Linked DNA regions of Homo sapiens: all the other regions are linked to region 5. A link is a contact called in ENCODE Hi-C or POLR2A ChIA-PET data. All regions are on one chromosome and are shown on one strand. The core of a region is the stretch at or near the end of the contact, and the rest is flanking DNA. Distances in the headings are between cores, read along the strand shown.

Region 1 (5,353 bases), core at 131-2,630, 510 kb before region 5:
AAACTCTTGGGATGAACTGCAAACTTCCCTACAATAGTTTTTTCTTGTGCTTCACGAAATTTAAAACATGTTTTTATAATTAAGAAGTCCTTTTTTTGTTTCTCTCGACTTAAGGTGCAAGAACCTGAAATCATATGTAAAAATGTAGCTTTTGTGAGTGCACGATTGTTTGGGGGAATGGTTTGTTAATTTTGCAGAGGTTCCAATTTTGCCCACAACCTCAAAAGCACCTATGAGTCTCCCTCCCCCACCAAATTAAAATCCACTGGCTGGGATGCATAATAACTGCAGAACTAGAATAATTATTTACTAAGCAATTGTTTTTATTACAAAGTTTATAGACCTTCAAAAATCTTAAACCTACCTTTCAGTATTACAGTACCACCTGCACCGGGGCAGACACGAACAACATCAGGCATGTCCAATACCAGCTCCATAGTGGACCGATACCCAAGGATTCGGAGTGGTAGATGGTTGCCAACCATCAAAAGGTACTCCTTCTCCAACTCCTGTGGGCTCAAACCATCTTTGGTGGAAATGAGAAGTGACCTTATTTCCTTCCGCAGACATTCCTGTATACGCTCTTGTTCAGACATTGTGCCCTACAGGACTGAAGACAGAAACGCAGCTGAGGAAAAGGGGGCAAACCCACGAAAAAAGATTTAAAAAAAAACCAATAGTGGGATACAAATAACTGAGACTCCAGTTTTAAGGGTAATAAGGCAGAAGTAGTAGTATGAGGGTGCCCTGCGGCTTGCGCGTGGCCGGGCGATTCAAGCCCTGAATCTCCACCTGCGTTGATTAAGCTACAGGTGTCAAGAACTCTGCCCCTGGCCATGCGGAGGCGTTAACTGGGGTTCCTGTCGGGTGTTGGACTCCAACGCAAACTTCCCATCCGAAGCCTTCAGGGGCTCCTCGGGAACCAGGACTAGGAACTAAGGCCAACGCAATGCCGCCTCCGCCCTGCAGGGCGAGGGCCCCACGAAAAAAGGCGCTCCCGCCGCACACCTCTGGCACCCCAAGCCGAGGGGGCGCTCCCCGCTCCCTCTTACCTGAAGGTACCACCAATCTTCGCCCGCCCCCTACCTGGTCTAGGGTTGGGGTCCCTGCCCCACCCCCAACGTCTCTCGGTGACCCTCACGGGAGCGGGGCGTGGCCCTTCCACCTGCCCTGGCGGCTCTCTGCAACCTGAGGTGGAAAGGAAGGCAGGAGGCGCCAGGTGAGGCGCCCTTCTCGGCCCGGCACCGCCCTGCTGCCAGTCACCCGTCTTGCCCCCACCGCGCCCTGACGCCAGCGCTGCTGGTGCGGGCCGAGTAGAGATTAGGGGGCCCTCTCCGAATCGGCGCAGGAAGGTAGCTGCGACGGCGGCCCCGCGCGCCTGCGCACCAGCGCCCCCTGACCAGCAGGCCTCTCCCGGGGCGCCGCGTTCCAGCCCCGAGGGCACGTGGCAGGTGGGACGGTTGGGCAGGATTAGCCGCTCCGGGGTCAGGTGTGAGGTCCGCCCCAGTCTCAGGAGCCGCTGGGCCCGGCTGCAGAGGCTGGCCGCCTTCCAGGATCCCAGGCGCCTACGTCCTCCGACGCGGTGGGAAGACGCGAGGTGGGGCTGCAGCCCTTGAACCAATCCAACCACCTCCAGAGCTAGGGCCGGGCCTGACGCAGGGAGGGGAAGCGGGCCGCGTGGGCCTCAGAATCACCTGTGGGGCTATGTAAGAGGCGAAAAGGATGCACAGGTCTGATAAGCAGAGATTCTCATTCAATAGGTCTGGGTTTATTTGAGGAAAATCACAGACAGAAAATTCTGATTCTTGGCTGAGAATCCCTGCAGAGCTAAAGGCAACTCTGGCTCCCTGATGAAGGAATGGGTGGGGCTAGGAGACCTTTTTAAATGAGCGGACAACATTCTAGGTGCCACTAGAGATTTATTTGGATGTATAGTTGGTTTGGTAGAATGAGCCAGATTTATAAAGTCCTTGAAAACCAGAAAACAGTAGTTTAAGAGATATAGAATAGGGAGGGGCATTGTATAATATAAAGACTTGTACCTTAAAATGTACAGTCTAATTAAAGAAACAAGACAAACCAAAATAACCAAAGAATTTGAATCAACAAAGAGGCTTAAGCACACACAATGACCTTATCTTCCTTCTTTTTTTTTTCTTATAAAATGTAAGGTTTAATATATGACAGCAAGGAGCACCCCGGAGGCTGCCAGCGCATGTGACTTCGTGTTTCTGTGCTACATGAGACTAGTGTCCTCATCTTCCATCGTGACAACCCTTCTCTCTCCCCCAACCCTCTCCCCCGCCCACAGTGCCAACAGGCTCTGGGCAAAGCTGCCCCGTTTTCTTTTAACCTAAGGGATGCCATGGTTTGGCTGACTATGTTTGACTACCACCACTGAAGGCAGCTGATGTCTCAAGCAGCTGGATACTGTGGCGATGGGAATCAGACGAGGTACTAGCATGGAGGGCGGGGGTGCAGGGTCAAGGTCGTCTGGGTTCTCAGGAGCCAGTCTGTGCCACAGAACCATCGGCAGCTGCCTTCGTAAGGCACCTCGGTCTGGCATTCGGAAAACCACCCTGTCTTGCCAGAGCCCCTTGGTCTTGGTTAGCAAAAACTGTATCTGATCTAAATCATGCTTTCAATCAGAAGAAATCACATTCCTTCTTTTCCCTTTCTAATATATTCCAATGTGTCTATTTTTTCTCAATTTTAACAAGCAAATTGTACCACCATCTTATTCTGAGATGCTCCTTTTTAAAAGCTGTAGATCACATTAATGGAAGTGTTTACTGCTGGGAATATTTTCCATGTACAATGATTTGTAACCCTCTTATCTCAACTAGTTGCACATTATTAGTTCACATCCAGTTCAATTTATAAATTAAGAAAGGTGCCTTTTGTCTGTACAAAAATCAATGCATATTTATGAACTTCTTTTATTCAAATATATTTTCACACATCTTATCTAAATACATAAAATGCAGAAGTCCGTGTGAGTTTGGCAGTGTGGCCCAGGAGGGCCTGAGACTAACACATCCACCTTGGCAAAAGGACAGACAATGTCTCTTATGGTTGGAAAAAATAGCCTTTTGTGTGTTTATTTGGTTTACAAAATATACTCAAAATGCTATTATTAGCTGAATTTGTGATTTCCTTTTGAATTTCTGAGTTATTCTTATTTATTTTTCCCATTTTGTTTTTGCACCAAGGAGACCGCAGTCAAAAAGAAAGTTACTCAGCAACTGATTTCCTCTCTTTGGACTGAAAAATTAAACAGATACTAAATTATGACAGTGAATTTAGAAAGGAGGGCTCCAAGGGCTTGAAAGAACATATCTGGGATGATATGATGCTTCTAAGAGTACTGCAATCACATTGTGGCGATCACCGGAGCATGCCGCATAACTACCTCCTTGGCTAATCTGCTGTCTTCTTGGTGATGACTAATCCTCTTCTATTAAACAGCAGTAATGCTGGAAGAACTCAACTGTACAAGTGTAATGAAGCCAGTATTCTCCCTGGACAGATTAGCTACAACTGACTTGACACATACCATCATAAGGGCTTCAAACCTGACAAACTCTGTGCTTGCTTCTGATTTATGCCATCAAGCTCCTCAGAGAAGGGATGGAATCCAAGTGTTCCGCTTGGTAGTACTGATGTGCTTAACTGCCAGTTAAGGAAAGTTGCCCCTCCCCCTCACATCCCCGCCCCTTGTGCCACCAGAACAAGGGTCCTGCGCCGTGTGCTATCATCAAAGAGCCGAGGCCTGTCGCTCTCTCCTGCTTGTGGTTTAGGGAAATTTGAGCAAAGGAACTGCTTCTACAGTCTCCCAGCTGCCTCTTCACCCCTTGAGGATGTCCAGGTTTTGTGATTTTGTGTGGGGTGGGAGTGGGTGGGTGGGAGGGAGGCGACCACCAGGAAGAGTGAGGGGATGTGATGGGACTCACGTGCTGCGACTTCCAAGTGAGTATGCTGCGAGGCTGCCGCGTCCCAGGTGTGGCTGGCGGGCAGGCAGGCACGGCTGTTCCTCAGATGATGGTGGGCACCCTCCTGCTGCTGCTTTTCTGGTTATTGTTTCTCCTGGACAGGTTAGGGGTGGCCATGAGCACTCAGTGCTCGTTGGGCAGCCATACTCCAGGGCACATTGATGCATTCCTGCCTCGAGGCCTGCCAGGTGTAGGCCAGCACTGTGTTCCCATGGGCATCTTGGGCCATGACGTCCACCCGGTACCAGATCAGGAGCTGCACCAGGACCACACTTCCCTTGTGGCAGGCCAGATGCAGTGCAGTGCGGCCATCTCTGTCTCCCTCCCCAAAGGTTTCTTTCACCTTGTCCCAGGAGCTGTGCACCAGCAGCAGGATGGCCATCTGCCGGTCTTCGTCTGCGGTGGCCCGAAGCGGGTGCTGGCCCAGGGACAGCTCCGTGCAGGGTAGCGGGGCCAGGAAGAGCTTCTGCTCGTAGTTGGCATGGATCCATTGTTCCTTCTCTTTCCTTGTGGAGTCTACTAAGGGTTTCATCCGCCCCTGGCTGCTCTCTTCCCAGACGCTGTTGAATATCTCGTTCCCAATGGATGACATCATCTTGATAAGCTCAACTGGCCAGTCATCCAGGTCCAGAGATCAGACTCGGGAAAGGTGGGTGCCAAGATTCCAATGGATTCCTAAGCACTTGATGCACGTGAGCACTCCCAAGTTCAAACTGGCCCAGTTAGGATTCTGGGTCTCGCAGTTCACACAGTGGGAGTTCCGTGCATGTGTCAGATTGACTGCAGGGCCATGGCCTCACTCTGGTTCATCAGCTGGGACTTGTTCTTGCTGCTCTTGCACGACTGCAGGCTGGCCAGGATGGCCAGGATCTGGCTCTCGATGGCTTGGACCCAGGTGTCCTGCTCCTCATTCGTCGTGGCTTCAAAGTGCCACGTTTGGCCAGTGAGGGACACAATGATAAAGTTTTCTTGTTCTTCAGCAGTGTCAGACAGGCCATCAGCTTTGAAGTTGCTGGTGGCTTTCTGCCTATAGTGCTTCTTTCTGTTGGTGTGAGGGGAGGTGGGCTGGTGGTGCTGGAGTTACTGCGACTGGAGCATACAGAGTCACCCACCCCTTGTCACTGCTAATGGCCGAGTTTGCAATGACTGTAGCCTGACTCCACTGGTTGGCTCTGGAGACTGAGTAGGAGTGCTGGTGCATGCCATCTGGTTGGCTGTTGAAGGAGACCAGGCTGATGCCACCTGCCAACTGAGACCCAGATGCACTAGTGACATTTCCTGAATTGGGTGAGATGTGTAAACTCCTCATGTGCTTGGATAGGCCATTGGTTTTAGTCCTGGAGATGGGCACGCAGGCCGAC
Region 2 (5,315 bases), core at 2,386-4,885, 420 kb after region 5:
CATTGAATGTTGGTTAACGACATGCACATCTATCTGGTCATTCAGGACAGAAGACTGAGAGGTACCTAAAGTGTCTTCTTCTGTGCCTTCTCCACTCATTCTTCACATTCAGTTAGCCAATCTGCCTCCTCCCCTCCATCCTTATTAGCACTCTTTGGTTTAGGACCTGTATAATTTCTCTCCTAGTTTCTTGCCATACCTTCTTAACTGGTCTCCTTTTCTTCAGTCTTGTTTCCTAACTCCTGCCCAACAAGTCTGTGTCCTACATTTATTCCCAAGTAATCTTTTAAAAATGCTAAAATGAGTCAGGTGCAATGGCTTACACCTACAATCCCAGCACTTTGGGAGGTTGAGGCAGGAGGATCACTTGAGCCCAGGAGTTTGAGGTCAGCCTGGGCAACATAGTGAGACCCTGTCTCTACAAATAATATTTTTTTAAAAAATTACCCAGGCATGGTGGTGGTATGTGCCTGTGGTCCCAGCTATGTGTAAGGCTAAGGCAAGAGGATCGCCTAAGCCCAGGAGGGCTGTGATTGTGGCACAGCACTCTAGCCTAGGCAACAGAGTAAGACTCTGTCTCAATTTTTAAAAAAAATGTTAACATGACATTTTTTTCTGGTGAAAAACCTTTGATGGTTCCCCACTGCTTTGAGAAAAAATGTCTAATCATGAGAGCCAACATCTTGCTTGGTCTACTTTTGCTACCTTCATCAGCCTCAGTTCCTCATCCTCTCTTAGCCTTACCCCTGATTCTAGTGGTACCAACTAGCTCAGGTGCTCTCATATTTCAGTGACTTTGACTCCCACCTTGAATGTGCTTGCTTCGTTTCTTCGCCTGCGTCTAAATCTTACCCCTCTTTCCCAGCACAGCTCTAATGTCACCTGGTCTTGGGACCCTTTCTGACTGCCCTCCAAGGTTCTCCTTGCATCCTAGGCACGCTGCTGTCCTAGCTAACAGCGCGGTCATTGTTGTTTGGGTTGTCTTCATTATGACCTAGCTGCTAGCAAGGACTCTGTTTTGTTCATCTTTATAAAATAAGCAACTAGCCCAGTACTTGACATCCTAGGCACTGACCAAACATTTGTTGAAAAAATGAATGAAGATGAAATCTCTCAACAGCCCACTCCTTGATTATAATGATAGTATCATAATAATGTTAAATAATTCTTGACAATACTCTTGTTTTCAAAAGTCTTTAGAAGTAGAGGGTGACTGGTTGGCTAGATGTGCTTTGTCTCTATCAGTCCTTTTTCCACCGTCCCCTTCTCTGTCTGGTTCCGATGAGACTAAGAGAACATTGCCATCTGCTTGTAGGAAACATCCAGGAATTCTCCCACCAACAGATTCCTGTTAAAAAAACATACACACAGCCAGAAAAGACAAGAAAAGAAGACAAGAATGCAATGTGTATTGTGTTTATTTTATCTTAAACCCACTTTGTTGTTCTTATTGTTATCTGTATTGTGTTCTAGGCCTTAGGGAGAGAGGTCAGATCCTTTTGTTGCTTACTTTGGATGTAAACGTGCCTGGAAGCAGTGGGCCTGGTCCAGAGTGACTTTGAAGGAATCTTTCAGTCCAGACCCCATAATGCAGGGTCCCAAAGTCACCATATGAATTCATTTGCCCCCACAGAACTATCTCAATTTCCTCTTCACTCTAGGCACTGGGGATATAGTGACAAAGGAAATGTGGCCCCTGTCCAGAGGAGAAAGGGATCATTTGTTTTTTTCCTCTGTATATTCTTTTGTTGTCCTGGACTTTTGTTTTCTCAGTGTTTTTTTCTTGAAACAAGTGAGAGTTAGATATTTCTAAGTAATACAGCATTTTTTTTTTTTTTACAAAGGGTTCCACCTCTATGTGACCAGGCAGAGCTATTCTCTGTGTGTGTGTGTGTGTGTGTGTGTGTGTGTGTGTGTGTGTGTGTGTGTGTTTGTGTGTGTGTGAGAGAGAGAGAGAGAGATAGACCCAGTCTCACTCTGTCACCCAGGCTGGAGTGCAGTGGCGTGATCTTGGCTCACTGCAACCTCCGTCTCCTGGGCTCAAGCAATTCTTGTGCCTCAGCCTCCCTAGTAGCTGGGACTACAGGCGTGCGCCACCATGCCTGGCTAATTTTTTGAATTTTTAGTAGAGACGGGTTTTCACCATGTTGGCCAGGCTGGTCTCGAACTCCTGACTTCAAGTGATCCACCTGGCTTAGCCTCCCAAAGTGCTGGGATTACAGGCGTGAGCCACTGCGCCAGCCTGACAGAGCTATTCTTATTGCAAAAGTTTGGAGTTCAGAAATGAGAGCCCCAAGGGTCAATATATTACTTATCTGAAACAAACAGATGATGGAGGGAAAATGTTCTCTGGAATTTGCTTTTTTCATATGTAACATGGGTGTGATGTTATTTCCTTCACATGTGAACACTCACTGAGCACCCAGCAGAGAGGTGAGTACCCAGGGATGTAACACCCGCTAGATATAAGTCTTCTTCCTAGTGCATCAGAAAACAGGAGGGACACTGAGGCCAGTGTGGAGGAAGGTAGCACAGGTTCAGTGTTCCCATCACCCATGGTGATGCTGTGGTGTATGACACAGTAGGAGGCACAATGGAGGCATTTTCTTTTTTCAAATGCAATAAATGGCCTAGTTACAAGCTTGGGAATAAAGTCAATGCTGAAGCACTCTTTAAAATGTCGCTTTGGTGCTACATAATGAGATGCCTTTCTCTTCTTTGAGAAGAGGTGGAAGCCAGGGAACTATAACAGGTTTAACCATCCAATTAGTCACTTCATCTTAACAGAAAAAAATGAGTGGGTCCTTTGGGTTTTGCTGTGCTTATCTAGGTCATTTCCAGCTTCTAGTCACAGTAAATCTATTCTACACAGCTGGAACATTAGCAACATCTGGATTTCTCAAAAGGTCATGTGTGTGCATCATTAGAGCAAGACTACAAAGTATCATTTTGAATCATAATGAATATTCCACTTCCAAAAGCAAGGATGTTTTTAAGGCAGCTGCAGCAAAACTAAGGAGGCAATTTACTTGAAATTCAATTGTGATCATTTTTTGGTGATTAAAAACCTAACATTTTCCCAACAATATCTCCAATGTGCTTTCAGAAAGCCCCCCAGTGCCATGCCTTCACACAAGAACTAATACTTACTGGATTCTATAGCAACAAACAATTATTTCTAACCAGTGAGTATGTGAGGTCCTCCTGGCTGGGTCCATTCTCAGATTCAGCTGTGACCTCTAAGTTTCTGAGACATATTCCAAGAGCAAAGGGGCTTCTCCTTGGGATTTCTGCTTAGGCTGTGGGGAAATCTAATTGTAGCACCCTTTATCTGTTCCCAAGGTACTTTGCCTGAGTATTGTGCCGGCAGCAGAATACTCCTTTATTCCCAACTTCAGTCACGACATGACACCACACTCATCCTTGACACCTTGACACCCCACTGGAAAATGTCACGTCCCCTTCAAATAACTCCTCTATGTGACACATTCAAAATTTGCTCTGCTCTGACCCTTTTTAACCTATTCAATCTCAGTTCCTTTTTGCCTCTGTCATTTTCTCTCTGCCTCTATTAGATCAGTTTATTTTTATTGCCACACGAATCTTGTGGTTTCCCCACCTAGCTTATGTTAGGCCCTTTCTTCTTTTTTTTTCACCTACTCAAATATTTCCAGCCCTTCCAAAGCCCCAGATAGAATCTTTGTTTTGTTTTTGGTTTTTGTTGTTGTTTTGTTTTTAGTGTACTAATACTCATTATTCTTCTGATTCCCCAAACCCCCTTGTTATTAATAGCTGATATCCGTTCCTCATTTGTTCTTTCATTCTTGCAACAAATATTTACTAAGAACCCACTATTGGTGCTATAGTTTGGATATTTGTCCCTGCCTAACTCTCATGTTGGATTGTAATCCCCAGTGCTGGAGGCGGGACCTGGTGGGAGGTGTTTGGGTCATGTGGGCAGATCCCTTATGGATTGGTGCTGTCTTCATGACAGTGAGTGAGTTCTTATGAGATCTGGTCATTTAAAAGTGTATGGCAACTGCCCCACTCTATCTATTGCACCTGGTCCCACCATGTGAGACACCTGCTCCCTCTTCACCTTCTGCCATGATTGTGAGCTTCCTGAGGGCTCCCTGGAAGCCAAGCCGATGCCAGAACCATACTTCCTGTAAAGGCTGCAGAACCAGAAGCCAATTAAACCTCTTTTTTTCTAAATTACCTAGCCTCATGTATTTCTTTATAGCAACACAAAAACAGCCTAATACAGCTAGTGACCATTCTGGAACTCAGGATGCCATGGTAAGTAAGACAGTCTTTGCCCTCTTGGTGATTTTATTCTAGTATGGCAGACAGATAATCAGGTAGTAAGTAAATAAGTAGTATAACGGACTGAGACAAATGTTGTGAGAAAAAATTAAAAGGCAGGGTAAGGGCTAGTGCGTGACCATAGGAATAAGAGCTTTTTCCATATGGTGATAGGGAAAGGCCTCTTTGAGGAGGAGACACTTGTATTTGAGGAGAGACTTAAATTATGACAAGAAATCAACCATAAGCTGGCCGAGCGCGGCGGCTCACACCTGTAATCCCCACACTTTGGGAGGCCAAGGCAGGCGGATAACGTGAAGTCAGGAGTTCGAGACCAGCCTGGCCGACATGGTGAAACCCCATCTCTCCTAAAAATACAAAAATTAACTGGGCATGGTGGCAGGCACCTGTAATCCCAGCTACTCGGGAGTCTGAGGCAGGAGAATGGCTTGAACCAGGGAGGCGGAGGTTGCAGTGAGCTGAGATCGTGCCCTTGCACTCCAGCCTGGGTGGCTGAGTGAGAATCTGTCTCAAAAAAAAAAAAAAAAAAAAAAAAAAAAGAAAGAAAGAAAGAAAAGAAAAGAAAAGAAAAGAAAAAGAACGAAAAGAAAAGAAATCAACCATAAGCTAACCCAAGAGAAGAAAGGGAAAGGGAACAGGAAGTGAAGTCCCTGAGGCAGGAATGTTCTAGAAAGATGAGGGGTGCTCTAGGAGACCAATAAGAAGGCTAACATGGGCAGAGTGTAGTAGGAGATGAAGATGGATGGGAGGCAGAGGTGAGAACCTGCAGGGCTTTGAGGGAGAGAAGAATCAAGTGCAACTCCTTAGGCTGGGTGCGGTGGCTCATGCCTGTAATCCCAGAACTTTGGGAGGCCAAGGCAGGTGGATCACTTGAGGCCAGGAATTTGAGACCAGCCTGGCCATCATGGCAAAACCCCATCTCTACTAAAAATACAAAAATTAGCCGGGCAAAGTGGCACATGACAGTAATCCAGCTACTTGGGAGGCTG
Region 3 (5,265 bases), core at 1,488-3,987, 510 kb after region 5:
TGGACATAGGGAGGACCCCAAATATGCTTATATTCTTTAGATTCTTGTCCAAATGAAAAGAATTTTATATTTTAAAAATGACAAACTTCCAACAGATGACTCTTAGTAATATATTAGGAGACTCTCAGAGGAGCAGATCCAGTCTGGGCCTCTACAGATGAGAAACCAAGCCTAGAGAATTGCCTGGGGAAAGAGATGTGGAGGAGCAGAGCTGGCTGGGAAGCAGCCCTTGCCTGGGAGCTGATGCTCCTTCCTTTCCTCTGGCTGTCCTTCCAGCACAACACTGTAGAATTCTGAGGCACAATGGTGCATAGATTCGGCTTGTTGTTTTGAATGTTCATTCAACTGAACTGAATACTTAAAGTTCATTTTTTAAAGGTACTAAATTGAACTAGGGAGTTTCTTTTTCTAGATTTTGATCTTTCAGTATTTAGTAGTATGACTAGAAAGCATCATGTGTGTGTATGTATGTGTGCGTGAAACATAACGTACATCCACAAACTATGGAAGTAAAGATCCAGTTCAGTGAATGATGATGAAGTAAAAACCCATGAAACCACAGCCAGGTCAAGAAATAGAACATTTCCAGAGTGCAGAAGTCTCAGAGTAAGCTCGGTCACAATTCTTTTTCTCCTCTAAAAGTAACCACCATCCTCACTTTTATTATAACAATTTCCTTGCTTTTCTTTAGAGTTTTACTATCTCTATATGCATCCCTAAACAATGTAGTTTAGCTTTGCCCGTTTATAAGCTTTATATCAATGGACCCTGACTCTGAGTATTTGTGTCTTGCTTCTTTTCTTCAACATTATATTTATTAACTCCAACCATGCTGTTGTTAAGTGGCTCTAATTCTTATGCTTTCTATGACAGGCCAGCATTTGGTTTGGTTCCAGCTTGGGGCTATTACAAACACTGCTTCTCTACACATTCTTGTATACATCCTGGTCCACAGCATATGCATGTACACCTGCCTTGATGGCATTTTCCCACATCAGAATTTCTCCACTTGTGAATAGGGTGTGTGAATCTTTAACCTTAGTAGAGAATGGCAACTATTTGCCAAAACTTTGCTTCAATTTAAACTCCCAAAAGCAGACTGGGTGCGGTGATCACACCTGTAATCTCAGCACTTTGGGAGGCTGAGGTGGGAGGATCGCTTGAGCCCAGGAATTCAAGGCCAGCTTGAACAATACAGTGGGACCCCATGTCTACAAAAAAAAGAAAAAAAAATAGCTGGGTATGGTGGTCCACTCCTGTAGTCCCAGCTACTTGGAAGGTGGAGGCTGCAGTGAGCCATGATCGCGCCACCGCACTCCAGCGTGGGTGACAGAGCAAGACCCTGACTCAAAAAATAAATAAAAACAAACTTCCAACAGCAGCGGTTCTCACTATATTCCATCCTCAACAGCACTTGTTATTGTCAAACTTTAAAACTTCAACTGATCAGGTGGCTGTGTAGTGAGTAACATTTCACTGTGAGTTTAATTTGCATTTCCCTGATTATTAAACAAAACCAAGAATCTTTTACTATGTTAATTGGCCACATGAATTTCCTGTTATGTGCCTGTTCAAATCTTTTGACATCTTGCTATTGCCAAATTTAAATTTCCTTTTTAAATAAATTTCATATTCATTAAAATTACATTTGACAGAAAAGTATGTCCGTCTTCCAGGGTACCTCTGCACACCTGAGAACTGTATATAGCTAAAGGTAAAATGTCTAAGATCTGTAAGCTTATAAGCAATTTTTTTTTACTATAAGTCATTGAAAAGATTATAACAATAGTTCACAGAAAAACATGGATTTAGATCATTTTTTCTTATCTCTATTTTCAAATCTAACATCCTTTTTTTGAATTTTGTCCCCTCATTTCCCTATACTTTCATAGAGAACAAACATACTCCTATATATCACAGTCCTTTGTTAAAATCAAGTGCAACCAAAGTTATTTATTATTCTATTCTGTATTTCTCATGCTGTGTGCGATATGAATTGTTAGAAGTTAGCTAAATGTCTGTAATAAAGTAGTGACACTATTGTATATATGACCTTTGCAGCTGAGATAATATTAAGTAAAATATAAATGGCTACAATAGTTATACATATCTAATAAAAATAAATAAACAGCTCACCCAAGCCTGACATCTAGCTTTTGCTCACCTTATCTCCTTTAGACATTTGGGTATGAGCTCACTGGCAAAGAGTGAAGCCCATATAATCTACCATTAAATAAATTATTCAGTAATCTGTGATGTCCTTGTAACATGAGAATCCCCTATTTAAAAAAAAATAGCTGCACTGCTTACAGAGGCACATGCCTGCTATTTATAGTCTTTATGGAAGTTGCTTTGCTAGCAAATCCAACTAGAACTCCCCGGGAATCTACAAGGATTGATGTTTACTGCAGGGTTTTTACACTGAGCTATTTTGCATATGTGTGGGTGTGTGATGCACACACAGAGGACTGACGGAGAAAGCCCAAGCAGGTATGAGGTATTTGTTAGCTCTGCTCCATTTTCCTCTTAACATTCAGGAAACTCAAATAGGGACAAAGTAACTACAGGTCACCCACAGATCCAGTGATATGTATTCCTGACTGTATCCAGGCAACTGGGGCTCTACTTTTTTCTAAGAAGACATGTTAGTTCTCTGCCAACAATGTCAGATTTCTCTCACAGACAAAGCAGACCCAGGGGCACTGAGCCTCCCTTTTTACTTCCCCTTTTCCCCCAGGTGCGAGTATGATGTCCTGAAGACAGGAGGGGATGTGGGTTGCAGGGAGTCAAGGAATCAGGGAGGCAGCTTGCAGATCAGAGTGGGGCAGATGGCCTACATGAATTCTCATTCTGGAAGGGCTGGAAAAGAAACAGCCAGGTTGGCTGGGCATGGTGGCTCACACCTGTAATTCCAGCACTTTGGGAGGTAGAGGTGGGTAGATCACTTGAGGCCAGGAGTTCGAGACCAGCCTGGCCAACATGGTGAAACCCCATCTCTACTAAAAACACAAAAATTAGCCAGGCGTGATAGTGTGCACCTGTAATTCCAACTACTTGGGAGACTGAGACACAAGAATCGCTTGAACCCTGGAGGTGGAGGTGGAGGTTGCAGTGAGCCAAGATGGTGCCACTGTACTCCAGCCCGGGTGACTGAGTGAGACTCTGTCTCAACAACAGAAAAAGAAAGAAACAGCCAGGTGTCTATTTTTTCATAGTTTCAATTAATTTTTTGATTAGAAAAATATTTTATAAATATAGAAACTTAATTGGTATGTGGATGAAGCAATTCTCTTTATAAAAGGCTCAGAATAGCCAATTAACTCCATTTTCATGAAGTATATGTCGTGTTAACTTTTGAGTTGACAATTATCAAAAAGGTTTCATCAAGTGAAACTTGACATCAAGTTATGTGTCAAAAGTAGGCATAGAATTCTTGGCATACTGAAAAAGTATGGACAGGCAAGTGAAATGGAATTATGTGAAATATTACTTGGATTTTTCTAACATGTTACACAGCTATTCAGTAATTAAAATGTTTCTGAAAAATAAAAATATAAAAGCTGCACAAATATTTAGTAACAAAAGTTGAAAAGTACAAATTGTTTTTTAAAACGAAATAACTTCAGTGAAATTTTACTACACACCTATCAGAATGGTTAAAATTTAAAATAGTGACCATATCAATTGCTGATAAGGATGTAGAAAAACTGAATCTCTCATACATTGCTGGTGGGTATAGCCACTCTAGAGAACATTTTGGAAGTTTCTTATAAAACTAAACATGCAATTACCACAAAACCCAGCAATTTCACTCTTGGGTACTTATCCCAGAAACATAAAAACATATTTTATGTTCACACAAAACCCTATATACAAATGTCCACAGCAGCATTATTTATAATAGGCCCTGGAAACAACCCAGATGTCTCAGTGGGCAAATGGTTAAACAAACTGTGGTGCATCTAGACCTTGGACTACTACCCAGCAATAAAAAGGGAGCAAACCATGGATACACACAAAACTTGGATGGATTTCAAGTGAAAAAGCCAATCCCAAAGAATTACGTATGTTATGATTTTATTTATATAACGTTCTTGAAACCATAAAATTAGTGTGAGAGAGTATAGTTTAGTGATTGGCAGGGGTTAGGGCCAGGGGGTGGAGGATGGAAGGAGAGGGAAATAGATTATGTTACAAAAAGGCAACATAAGAGATGGTGATTGATATACAAACCTCCACATGTGATAAAATGGCATAGAATTAAATACACGTGCACGTGCACACACACACACACACACACACACACAGAGTAAATGTAAGACAGGAGGGAAATCTGATCAAGATCTATGGATTGTACCATCAATTTCCTAGTTGTAATATTGCACATACTAGAGTTTTGTAAGATGTTACCATTGGAAGGAAACTGTGGATAAAAGACACATTGTATCTCTCTGTATTATTTCTTACAACCCGATGTGAATCTATAATTACCTCTATTTAATTAAATTGTAAAAAGTTAAATGGAATCTAACTAATATTCTCATGATATAGTTGTTAACCCTGTACAGAAAAAGAACCCAAGTATGAAGCCAAAGAAAGAGCAGTGGTGAAGCCTGAAAAAAGCTCAAAGCGCGGGACAAAGGCAGAGCTGGAGCTGTTCCTGCACCTGTGGGTGTATGGGGAGCAGGGGAGAGAAGGTATCAGCACAGGTCATTTTTAGGGTGCCAGGGCAGGGTTGAGGAGGGAGTTCTTAGCAGTAGAAACCCACTGTGTGCTAACAGCAGTGAGGAGAGTCCTAGCAGCAAGGGTGGGAACAGATAGGCAGCTTCCAATGGGTGCCCAAGGTCCAAGCATGAGTTTTTTTTTAACTCTAGAAACCCAAACATACACTATTTGATAAAACTAAAATTACTTTAGCTGCTGGAAGCAAATCTGTGTTTTTTGTGATCGATTCAAACCACAGATAGAGCAGGGGATTGTCTTTCGGTAGGTGTGAATGGGGCTGTATTAGTCACCAGAGTTTCAAGTGTGCTTCTGTTTAGTTATCAAACTGCAATTCCATTGATACCCCGTCTTGAGTGTCTCCTCTGTGAGTAACATGAAAAGGACCTCTGGTTAAATAGAAAACTTGTCTTGAATTTGGAATTACAACATGCCCTTACTTATTCAGGACTCAATTAACTGAGCTTCAGGATAATCCAAGGTGAAGAAAAACAAGAGCTGACAAAGAAAAGAAATGGGTGAGTCAAGACAGGCACTGGGGTC
Region 4 (5,735 bases), core at 161-2,660, 470 kb after region 5:
CAACTTTGATAGTTATTGCCAAATTGCCCTCACCTTCACTAACTATGGGTTAAATTTTTTTTTATTATACTTTAAGTTTTAGTGGGTTAAATTTTTTTTAACCTTTGCCAGTTGAATATATGTAAAAACAAGAGATTCTTTTACAAAATACTTATAAAGAAAAATGTTCCATCATTGAGCAATATGAAGTATATATTTCAACAGTCCAAAATACATTAGATAATTATACAATTCTTTTAGCCAAGATTGTGACTCAGGGTTGTAATATTTTCTCTCAGTATCCATTTATGAAAAACTACTGTTTATTGTTAATTGTTACTGTGTATCTAGTAATGAAAGCCCAGCCCTATTTATAGTAGAACGTGAGAGTTATCTTATGACTAAAATTGCTATGATTCATGGTACGAGACAGTCACTAAAATTTTCATCCCTGTGATTGAATAACCCAAAAGAATGCACCATGGTTGCAAAGTATAGTTGAAAAGAAGGAAGATTTTCAGAGGGGGCCATTCTCAGGGATGGGGCTGAAGCCTGACCACTGTCCACAGGACAGACGAGCACAGAATACACTTTTTAAGATTAGCACCACAATGCTTATGCAGTCTGGTAGTCAATCTTTTCTCCATCACTCAGTATCATATCATGAGCATTTTTCTATGTCATTAGTCAATAATAAAAATATTTTTTCCAGCATTATTCAGTCTTTCTCTATATTATAACCCAAGGCAGTTTTAGCTTGAGCTTTCCATTGCTGGGTAGCCCAGTGCCCTGGAATGAGAATAGACTTCAGAATTAGACTTCAGAATCTACATTCAAGTCATGCTTCTGCCAGTTAGTTATGTGATCTTAGGCAAGTTGCATAACCGGACTGAACCACATTTTCCTCTTCAGTAATCTGGGTAAAATAAAAGCCAGCTCTCCCCCACACTACGATACTGTGAGGATTAGAGGAAGTAACACAGGCAAAGTGCTTTTTTTTTTTTTTTTTTTTTTGAGACAGAGTCTTGATCTGTCACCCAGGCTGGAATGCAGTGGCATGATCTTTGCTCTCTATAGCCTCCGCCTCCTAGGTTCAAGCAATTCTCGCGCCTCAGCCTCCTGAGAAGCTGGGACTACAGGTGTCTGCCACCACACCCAGCTAATTTTTTGTATTTTTATAGAGATAGGATTTCACCATGTTGGCCAAGCTGGTCTCAGACTCCTGACCTCGGGTAATCTACCCATCTCGGCCTCCCAAGGTGCTGAGATTACAGGCTTGAACCACAGTGCCCGGCCGCAAAGTGCTTTTTGCATTGTTAAGTAGTAAGAAGTGACTCATTGCTTTAACTCAGACCCAAAGGGCCTCTCCCTGGGTCTCCTGACTCCCCCTTCTCCTTACTTGAGTGATTGAGGTCCTCTGAGAGGAACCCCCTCTTGAGCAGTGAAGACCAGACTTTTATTCTGTCACTTAAAGACTCTCACAGTCTGAACCAAACTTAGGCCCATCTGCTGATCCCGGTATCTTGCCACCATTTCAGTCCATTTCTTGTACTTTCACATAAAAGCCTAATTTTTAGGTATCTTGCTGATATTGCCATTTGCCCTTTATTTTCTCTTATGCCTGGCCCAGTGCCAACTTTCTTGTGAGGACTTCCCTGACATCGAAGACTACTATGGTTTACTCCTCTGGGCTCACACAGCACTTGGTCTCTATTGCTGACCTATACATGGTTATCACATAGTTCAAGAATTCCTTGACTCTTGGGGCATAGTTGTCACCTTTTAGGTAGTCTGCTAATCCTATGACTCCTCTCTATTTTTTCAAGACTTGCCTCTTACGCAGCAACCCTATTTGGCCACAGCTGATGGACAAGGGTGAACCCCTGGGCCAATAAGATTCTCTCTTCAGGGACTTTAGAATTGACAGCCAGGATGTTGGTCAGTATTGCTGGAAGTGAGAACACGGCCTTCAGGAGTTGACTCAGCCTTTGTGAAGTGCCCATTTTTGGCCCACCCAGGTACACAGAGGTAGAGAATGTTGTCTGCCAAGGAGATCCAAAAGCAATGAACAGACACCAGAAGCCACGTAACCCAGTGAGAGAAAATGACTGAAAGAAAGCACCTTGGTATCTGAAAGCTTTCTAATTCAGGGTTCCAGTGCTTGAGAGGCCCAGCTATAGTTTCAGCAGCTTTGGGCTCTGTGAACTATCCCTGTATAAATAAATGTCTCCCTTGTGTTTAAGAAAGATGGGTATCATAAAATCATGTGAATGTTCGGTAATAGAGACACATCCAAAGTTTCACGGGGCACCTGGAGGTGAGGGAAAGTAGTCAGGAATGGCTTTCTGTAGAAGGTGATGTTGGTTGGACCAGTAGGGAGGGCACTTCAGACAGCGAGAACAGCATAAGCAATGCTGGGAGCTGCAAGCAGTTCAGTGTTGCTGGCACATAAAGGCATGGACTGGCCAGGAGTGAGGCTGGCCGGAGAGGGTGGCCAGGGGCCCAGTCAGGAGCATCTTGGGTGCCATGGGAAGGAGCCTGGACTTTATCCTGCAGGTCAGGGGTTCTCAACCATGTTTGCACATTAGGATTTCCTGGGAAATTTTAAAAAGAAATATGGTTTCTTTCTCCCATCCAGTCCACTTAAATCAGAATCTCTGGGAATGGAAGCAGGAACTGATTTTTTTTTTTTTTAAGGGCCCAGGTGATTCTAATGAGCAGATAGGCTGGAGAACCTGACAGGATGCCTTGAAGGGGTTTAAGTGAGATATAGACATGGTTTTAGAAAGATCACCATAGATGCTAGACTTTGAGGATGAGACAGAAGGCGGGGTGACTGTGGGCAAACTGCTGCAGTGTGCAGGGAGACGCTGAAGAGAACCTGAAATGGGATGAGGGTGCCAGAATAGAGGGGAAGTTTGCAAACATTATTTAGGAGACAAAATAGTTTTCAGTTTAAGATTTAGTGACTGGAGAGAGATGGAAGGTAGTCAGGGTTGTCCTGAGGGTCCTAGCTTGGGTGACTAAAATTGCCCCAGGCGGCACTCACCAGGGTTAAGCTGTGGATGTGTGGAATATGAGGTGGTGCCTGGTAAAGATCAGGCAGCTGAATAAGGCACCTAAGGCTTCAGGGCTAGACCAGGTGGAAACAAATTTCAGTTTCACAGCTCATTTTGAGTGTTGTCATTTATTTTTTATCATTTATTGAGGAGAACCTCCAAAAAAAAGTCACTTTTGTAGGTTACAAGGTGTTATGGGTGTTGAAAGCAGAGTGAGCCCCACCCCAGACCACCTCCTGAGACAGGGTGTGATGTGTGTCTCCAAGTGCCTTGAAGTCAAGTGACTTCTCAGAGAGGTCTAAAATTAGCAGAGCAGCTGTGCCTAGTGGGTGGCAACACCTCAGCTCACTAGGCCGAGAATGGGGCCTTCCTGCTGTGGGCTCTGTTGTGTGAGTAGGTCAGGAGTTAAAAGCAAGAATCTGTTTCTTTGGAGAATTTCCCCAGGAGCTGCATGTAGTCCCAGTGTGCTCAAAGAGAAGAGAAAATGTCTTCTGTTGCCAGGTGGAAGGGAAAGAACAGGGAGGGGTATGTTGGAAAGAAGCTTCATAGAAGGGCTGATTTTCAAGAACGTTCTCTATGGAAATGACGCCCTTAATGACAGGTGAGGAGTGGAGGAGCTCACACTGGGGAGTCAGTTCTGACAACTGGAAACCTGCTGTGGGCTGTGTTTTGCACAGAATAATGCTGTGTAGATGCTTTTTTTTTTTTTTTTTTTTTTTTTTGAGACAGAGTCTTGCTCTGTCGCCAGGCTGGAGTACAATGGCGCGATCTCGACTCACTGCAAGCTCCGCTCCCGGGTTCACACCATTCTCCTGCCTCAGCCTCCCGAGTAGCTGGGACTACAGGTGCCCACCACACCCAGCTAATTTTTTTTTTTTTTTTTTGTATTTTTAGTAGAGATAGGGTTTCACCGTGTTAGCCAGGATGGTCTCAATCTCCTGACCTCATGATCTGCCCGCCTCAGCCTCCCAAAGTGCTGGGATTACAGGCGTGAGCCACTGCGCCCGGCCTGTAGATGCTTTCTTGTTGTGGGTTTTCACTCTCGGGGGTGGTTCAACCTGGCCTCCAGATCAGGCCTCTGCTGCCAACCCTGCCAACCCAAGGGATTTGTGGTGGGGGCCAGGCAGGTAGGTAGAAGTGGAGGGAGAGGAATCTCTTCACATTTTTTTTTAACATAGTATAGATGTATATAACATATTAAGCATACATTTTAATAGTTTTATATAAAAACTAACCCTCAAGACATATAAAAGCCTGGAGAGGAGATTGGAGGGGAAGGGTAGTAAATGACACAATGTTTCGTTGTGTTTCCATTAGGTTGGATTCTCTCTTCCTTGAGCTTTTGTCTACAGATTATTCTACACACACAGGAAGGATGACTGAGAAAATGAAAAATGGCAAGATACAGGACTCACTACCTAACTGAAAAGTTAAGCATGAACAAGCTGTAGGGGTATTATATATCCAGGAGTATTAATTTATATGGCATTTATCTGGGGATTTTTTTCCTACAAAATACCACCATAATCCCAGATGATACCAGAAAATATTTAATAGCAAGATTAAAAAATTAATCTTAACATGTCCTTTACGTTAATGTCCTCCATTCACACAAGGAATCCCCATTCTCCACCCAGAGATCCCAGCTATCTCCATAACCACGGGAAGTTGGTGAGATTGCCTGGAGCAGCCGCTGTGAAAGGCAGGGAGGAGTACAAAAGGAGGAAGCAGATGGGATGCTCCTAGGGCACCTACGGACTGAAAAGGAAGACTTCTGGGCTGGGTCTCAGGGATCATGTTGAGTTCAAGGAAAGAAACTCCCCAAGAAGCTGTGTCCGTTTGGCCTGTATGCGAGCAGATGTGCATTATCTTGGCCAAGCTGCTTCTCTGAGCTCCGAAAGACTTGCTTTGCTTGAAATAGTCTCTTTTGGCCGGGCACGGTGGCTCACGCCTATAATCCCAGCACTTTAGGAGGCCAAGGCGGGTGGATCACAAGGTTAAGAGATCGAGACCATCCTGGCCAACATGGTGAAACCCCGTCTCTACTAAAAATACTAAAAAATTAGCTGGGCATAGTGGCGCGCGCCTGTAGCCCCAGCTACTTGGGAGGCTGAGGCAGGAGAATCACTTGAACCCGGGAGGCAGAGGTTGCAGTGAGCTGAGATCGCGCCACTGCACTCCAGCCTGGTGACAGAGTGAGACTCCGTCTGGAAAAAAAAAAAAAAAAAGAAAGAGTCTCTTTTGTAATCTTGGTTGTGTTTTCTAGTGAGTTCTTGGATGCATTTAGGAGGTGCTACCATAACTAGGAGACCAAGAGGGCAGCAATTCACTCATGAGGGAGGGCAGAGAGAGTCCCAGGGAGGAGGGAAAACTGTGGGTGGAGCTGAGTGCTAGAGGCAAGAACTCAAAGAGAAAGCGGGGACAGATGAGATTGATGGTGCCATACAACCCTCCTTTCAAAGCTGAGTATTTAACATTGTTGAAAAATCAGCATTCATCCCTTTTATTTTATAACTGGTAAAGACCTTTATAATCCTTCAGTGGCCGAGAGGACCTACTGGGCCAGTCTGCTCTGTGACTCTCCCTCATATCTAATGAAATGGGCAAGGCACTCCCAGAGGCAGGCCCTGGGCCCTTGGGTCAGGGATCTACCCCTGCTTTTGAACTTCTTTTGGCCTCCTTCAGTGCTCTGCCCCT
Region 5 (5,640 bases), core at 2,354-4,853:
CCAAATGCTGGCCATGCAGCCGCACATTCAGGTCCCACTCTAAGCCTAAGGACAGGAAAGAGGTAGTCACAGCAAAAGGCACACACAGGCCCATCCACCACAACAGCCAACAGCCAAGAAACCAAGCAACTCTGAATCTCTCTCGGGTGGAATCAGTTACTCCTCCTGTTTGGCCTTAGAATAAGAAGCCAGAGGGCAGACTTTGTAGCAGAAGGGATTCAAGGACTACTTTCTTTTTTTTTTTTTTTTTGAGATGGAGTCTTGCTCTGTCACCAGGCTGGAGTGCAGTGGCGCAATCTCAGCTCACTGCAACCTCCGCCTCCCTGGTTCAAGCGATTCTCCTGCCTCAGCCTCCCGAGTGGCTGGGATTACAGGTGCCCACCACCATACCCAGCTAATTTTTGTATTTTTAGTAGAGACGGGTTTCACCAGGTTGGCTAGGCTGGTCTTGAACTCCTGACCTCGAGATCCGCCCACCTCGGCCTCCCAAAGTGCTGGGATTACAGGCGTGAGCCATTGCGCCCAGCCTCAAGGACTACTTTTTGAAGAGTTTGGGAAATCAAGATGGGACTCAGGGAGAGTGGAATCACCCTTCCTAAAGATCCTGCAGATACCCAGAACAGTTGGCACAGACCTGTCTAGGGAGGAACCCTGTCCCCCATGTCCTGAGGCTGCTCCCATCCCTTGGTTTCAGGGCTCCCTGTTTTATGGAGAAGCCTGATTTTATTCATTCTCATTCAATTCAGCCAACACTTGGTGAGAGCAGCTCCAGTGTGCAAAGCCTTCTGCTAGGTCTAACTTCCTCCTGTCAGACGTGAGGTTGTAGGATTTGGAGATGGCGCTACCAGGAGCCACAGTGCAGACAGGCAGGGTGTGCGGCCAGCTGTGGGTGAGCATTCCAAATCCAGGATCAATTGGTTGAACACCTTAAGCCAGCCCAGAGCAGGTATTCTGGAGCCTTGGGAGGTCAAGGTCTATGATAAAACATTGAGGGCATCACACATTGCTCCAAAAGTAGTAGTGACATAGAAGAAAATTAACATTTGCTGCTTTTTTCTCTGTATTCAGAACTGGGCTAAGTGTTTTACATTTGGTCTTCACAATTCTGCAAGGCAGGCATTATTATTCCCATTTAAAGCTGAGGAAACTGGCTGGGCGAGGTGGTTCCCGCCTGTAATCCCAGCACTTGGGGAGGCTGAGGCGGGCGGATCACGAGGTCAGGAGTTCGAGACCAGCCTAGCCAACATGGTGAACCCCCTCTCTACTAAAAATACAAAAATTAGCTGGGCATGGTGGTGGGCACCTATAATCCCAGCCACTCGGGAGGCTGAGGGAAGAGAATCGCTTGAACCTGGGAGGCAGAGTTTGCAGTGAGACGAGATTGCTCCAGCCTAGGTGACAGAGACTGACTTGGTCTCAAAATAAATAAGTAAAAAAAATAAAATAAAATACAGCTGAGGAAACGGACACTTGGGAAGGACTCTTCAGTTTGCCAGCAAGGAAGAGGCACGACTAGGAGGGGTCTCCAATCCGCTGGCCAGAACAATTTGGATATCCAGGCCCTTGTCGAACAAAAGGCATGTTGAGGACAGAAAGTAACTTGCTAATTGCTACCTAGGGTCTTATCCAAGTCAGCAGTGATCCAAATTAAGACTTCCTGACCTGTATGTAGTCCTATCTTCTGTCCTGAGCCAGACTGTGTCCCTAAACACACTGTGTTATTGGCATTTTGGCCAATTAAGTGACCTAAATATCTGGGGTGGGCCTCATTTATGGAGATTGAAGGACCTGGGATCAGGAGAACTCTGGGCAAGAAATTGCTCCTGGGGAAAAGAGAGGAAGCTTTTGCAAATGTCTGAACAGGTTTCAGAACATGGGGCCAAAGATCACCTTGTGAGAGTGAAAATGCAAATCAACTGCGATATGCAAATCAAGCAACCCAAACTAATTAGAAAATACTGGTTGCCATGGCACAGTGGCTCACGCCTGTAATCACAGCACTCTTGGAGGCCAAGGCAGGCAAATCACAAGGTCAGGAGTTCGAGACCGGCCTGGCCAACATGGTGAAACCCGCCCCCCCCCCCCCCCCCCGCCTCTACTAAAAATACAGAAATTAGCCGGACGTGGTGGCAGGCACCTGTAATCCCAGCTACTCGGGAGGCTGAGGCAGGAAAATTGCTTGAACCCAGGAGGCGGAGGGTGCAGTGAGCTGAGATCGCACCACTGCACTCCAGTGTGGGTGACAGAGCAAGCCTCCGTCTCAAAAAAAAAAAAGAAAAGAAAGGGACACTTTTAATCACAACCCAGAATTTCTGATCAGTTCTCTCTGGATAGTTCCAGCCCCCTCTGAGAGGTAGCTGTTTCTGTTTAGAGTGAAACAAGGTGCTCTGGGCCTGACAAACAGCTCAGTTTGCCTGGGCTATTAAGCTAGAGGCTAAAAAGGGGCTTCCCTGACTCAAGCATTTGGTACTCCCTCAAAACTTCAGTCAGACTGTGGCAGTTCCTGCTTGTCGGGAGGCTGGGCAGGATGACGAAAGGTCCCTTGCATCTAACCATTTCCCCTGGACTGCCTCCCCTCCCCACAGATCCCTAGCCCCTTGAAGCCATGCGGGGTCCAACCTGTAAAGTTGTTGGAGATTCTGCAATCCCCTCTAGGGCAGCAGTCTTTGAAGCTGCAGTACCACGTGGTCAGGAGGTCCAGGTACCGCTGGCCCAACAGAGGAAGGCGCCAGCCTGGAAAAGGAGGAGCTGTGAGACCGAGAGGAGACCATCCGGTGCTCTACAGTGATGCGGCAACCTTGCCACACAACTTGTCAGGGACAGAGGGACACCCAGAACTCAGATTCTAACTCCCAGCCCCGACTCGGCCCACTGTCGGTCCTCAAGCCCTGCGTCCAAAAGCAGCAAGGGAGACGGCAGTCACCAGGCATGTCCACAGCGGACGTTCCCTAGAGCTGTCAAGAGCAACACCTTCGAATAACGCCAGGGTGGGCTGGGAGATGGCACAGGCGGTGCGAGAGAATCTGGAAAGCGCAGGGATCAGGGGAGGCGGGGGACGGGAAGCCGGGCGCCAGGGGGGTGCGCAGGGGACGCGGGTGGGGCAAGGGCGGTGATGGGGCTCCCTGCTCCGCGGAGGCTGCCCCCGCCCACAGCCGGTACCGGCGGCTGAGCAGAGCAGGACTGCGGGCCCAGATGTCGCCCCGGACAGGAGCGAGGCGACCACAGCCGCGCCCGGATCGCACTCTGCTCCGCAGCGAACGGCGGACCGTGGGGACGGGGTCTTACCCAGGGGCCCCGTGGCTGCCTCCTCGTCCTCGTCACAGTCGTCGGGCCACACCTGGCAGCTGAAGAGCGTCCAGTACCGCTTGGAGAGGGCACCCGCCGCCCTGAGCTGCTCCTGCAGGCGCTGGAAGCCCGGCCAGGCCCAGGCCGAGCCCGGCTCGTCGGTTCCCTCCCACGGCCTGGAGGCGCCGCGGGGCTCAGGCGCGCCCGGGAGCAGCAGCAGGAAAAAGAGCCAAAGCTGGCGCCACGGACCGCGAAGCATGGCCGGCCCCGAGCTGCGGGACCATCCGGCTGCCGGCCTAGCCAGGCTCCCTTAAGCCCGGGGCGGTCAGGCGGGGACCGCACTTCCTAGGCGGGCTTGAACCCGGGATTGGTGTTGCTGTGGCGACCGGCGGGCCGGGCTGAGTGCGCACTGGCAGCCTCCGTACACGTGACCCAGGCGGGAACCCGAAACCCTGTCTGGGGTCCTGAGAGGCAGTCCCGAGACTGACTTCAGGCCAGGTGCAACTAGCCGGCTTCCAGGAAGCAGTTTATTCTGGGTCGTGATTGTGGTTGCAAAGAAGGTGAACTCAGGCTTTGAAATGGCCACTGTCAATCACTCCGCTAGGACTTTCGGACGGCTCTGGTGGCCCATCAGAGGCCTACCGAATAAGGACACTCCTGCTTTGCCTCGCGTTTGCAGATCAACTTCCCGCCAACCTGTTAGAGGAAGCCGGAAAACCGTCTCAGTCAGGAGCGTTAGGCAGGCCAGGGGAGTCAGCTGAGTGGAGAAGAGGCCCTGGAAAGAAGGGCACAGCTAGGTGCCTGTCTGGCCAAGGTTGCCCTGGCTCCTCCGCAGAGGGAAATGAAACCGCAGCAAAACACCAGCAGGTTTCCACAGTGGGAGTCCACGAAAAGCAAGAGGAAGCTGATTGACGGGCTCCAGTCTGGAGGTGTTTGGAGTTTGGAAACCCCCCGAGTCATGGGTAAATCATGAGGCGTCATGTCAATGTAATTATATCTCATAAAAATCCGAAGTACTGTGTGCACTTTCTTGACTAGGTTTGCAACTTTCAAGTGCTGGGACTGAGCAGCCCATCCGACACCATTGGCAAAAGACTACAGGGCCTCTTTCCCTCAGCGCTCTCTTCTCCATAGCGAGGAGCATGGAACAAGGCTGTTAGATTTCAGAAGAGCTTAATGCATTGTTTAAAATCACCTGGCTTACTTCAGCCAAGCCAAAAAGCCGTCTTGTCTTAGGAGAAAACTGCTGTCTAGAGAGATCAGAGGACTTGGCTAATGTCATATGTTTAGTGGCTTTGAGGTTGGGCCCTCCAGACAGTAAGGTGAATACTAGCACCGTGTCTCACAAATGTCACAGGCAACTTGATTCATCTGTTCACCCCAGTCTCTTAGATCACACCGTGCCAGGTCTGCTCCATTCTCAGCAGCTCACCAAATTTGTGCCTTTCATTCGAACAGCTACAGAAACTAGATAAAGCACCTTTGCTAGGACACGAGGTTGAGTTGAAAAGTAAAATGTTTATAGTGTCTCAGCCATTCAGTGTGATGTCAAAAACTTTTCATAGAGTAGCAGCCATGGCACCAGCCCAGCACTGTGTACATCGAGCTTGCGGAGTCCACCGGAGACAGTTAACAGCACATACACCACAGTGCTTATTGGAAAACCAAAAAAAATTAGGCAGGGTGTGGTGGCTCACGCCTGTAATCCTAGCACTTTAGAAGGCCGAGGCGGGCGGATCACCTGAGATCAGGAGTTCGAGACCAGCCTGGCCAACATGGTGAAACCCAGTCTCTACTAAAAATCCAAAAATTAGCTGAGTGTGATGGTGCGCATCTGTAATCCCAGCTACTCAGGAGGCTGAGGCAGGAGAATGGCTTGAACCCAGGGGGCAGAGGTTGCAGTGAGCCAAGATGGTACCACTGCACTCCAGCCTGGGTGACAGAGCAGGGCTCCATCTCAAAAAAAAAAAAAAAAGAAAAAAGAGAAAAGAAAAAAAATTAACTCACTCAACAAATGTCGTTTGAGTCTGAATGGCAGTCTAATATAGTGATTACCATTTTCTATTTGTGCAACCATGGATGTTACTGAACCGTCCCATGCCTGTTTCCTCACCTATAAAAAGGGATAATAAAATAGTCCCCTCATAGGGCTGCTGTGAAGATTAAATGAGCTCATTCAATGAGCACATCATCAACACTCAATACGTGGCCAGTTTTATTTTTGTATCTACCCAGCCATGGAGGAGGCTCTGGGTGGTCTACACAGGAGGCAAGGATGGCTTTAGTTAATACTGGTGGTTTATAAGTGAATTTATGGTGAAAAAATTAATAGTAACAATAGTTTATTAAAACAAT

What was found. Hi-C counts contacts between places; a loop is a spot of excess contacts on that map. ChIA-PET counts read pairs that join two places held with the same protein, here RNA polymerase II (POLR2A). Pooled maps may share reads with other maps.
Region 1: a loop to region 5 is called in a map of mammary epithelial cell, with 8 times the contacts of the local background. The contact joins the promoter of TDRD5 here to the promoter of TOR3A in region 5. A Hi-C loop is called at or near these places in 10 of 168 maps with a recorded cell type or tissue (A673, CD4-positive, alpha-beta T cell, Caco-2 and 7 more), 19 of 37 single-sample maps with no recorded cell type and 24 of 50 pooled maps. POLR2A ChIA-PET finds 5 or more read pairs at or near these places in 1 of 52 experiments (WTC11).
Region 2: a loop to region 5 is called in a pooled map, with 5 times the contacts of the local background. The contact joins the enhancer-like site here to the promoter of TOR3A in region 5. A Hi-C loop is called at or near these places in 3 of 37 single-sample maps with no recorded cell type and 5 of 50 pooled maps.
Region 3: a loop to region 5 is called in a map of OCI-LY7, with 3 times the contacts of the local background. The contact joins the enhancer-like site here to the promoter of TOR3A in region 5. A Hi-C loop is called at or near these places in 1 of 168 maps with a recorded cell type or tissue (OCI-LY7), 7 of 37 single-sample maps with no recorded cell type and 5 of 50 pooled maps. POLR2A ChIA-PET finds 5 or more read pairs at or near these places in 4 of 52 experiments (GM12878, OCI-LY7, WTC11 and 1 more).
Region 4: a map with no recorded cell type shows a loop between it and region 5 (12-fold over the local background). The contact joins the enhancer-like site here to the promoter of TOR3A in region 5. A Hi-C loop is called at or near these places in 17 of 37 single-sample maps with no recorded cell type and 5 of 50 pooled maps. POLR2A ChIA-PET finds 5 or more read pairs at or near these places in 1 of 52 experiments (OCI-LY7).

What each region holds. Positions count from the first base shown.
Region 1 is chr1:179,587,859-179,593,211 of GRCh38, reverse strand. TDRD5 (tudor domain containing 5) reads right to left here and starts at 1,380. Exons shown (of 18, transcript NM_001199085.3): 1 at 1,087-1,380; 2 at 365-610. The coding sequence starts at 596.
Region 2 is chr1:178,658,216-178,663,530 of GRCh38, reverse strand. No RefSeq gene overlaps it. Among named protein-coding and RNA genes, the nearest start is that of MIR4424, 17 kb to the left of the region's middle. Within about 2 kb of position 3,635, at least 2 of the 41 ENCODE cell types and tissues checked have a DNase peak (open chromatin) inside an H3K27ac peak, as active enhancers do.
Region 3 is chr1:178,573,268-178,578,532 of GRCh38, reverse strand. It overlaps LOC105371632 (a long non-coding RNA gene), which reads left to right. Exons shown (of 4, transcript XR_922315.3): 1 at 1-5,240. Among named protein-coding and RNA genes, the nearest start is that of C1orf220, 33 kb to the right of the region's middle. Within about 2 kb of position 2,737, at least 3 of the 41 ENCODE cell types and tissues checked have a DNase peak (open chromatin) inside an H3K27ac peak, as active enhancers do; they include OCI-LY7, where a contact is called at or near this core.
Region 4 is chr1:178,603,791-178,609,525 of GRCh38, reverse strand. No RefSeq gene overlaps it. Among named protein-coding and RNA genes, the nearest start is that of C1orf220, 64 kb to the right of the region's middle. RefSeq lists enhancers at 1,122-1,201, 3,306-3,445, 3,456-3,605. Within about 2 kb of position 1,410, at least 9 of the 41 ENCODE cell types and tissues checked have a DNase peak (open chromatin) inside an H3K27ac peak, as active enhancers do; they include OCI-LY7, where a contact is called at or near this core.
Region 5 is chr1:179,080,033-179,085,672 of GRCh38, reverse strand. It overlaps TOR3A (torsin family 3 member A), which reads right to left and starts at 3,603. Exons shown (of 6, transcript NM_022371.4): 1 at 3,286-3,603; 2 at 2,620-2,733; 3 at 1-45. The coding sequence starts at 3,544. RefSeq lists silencers at 1,979-2,038, 3,029-3,198, 3,339-3,628.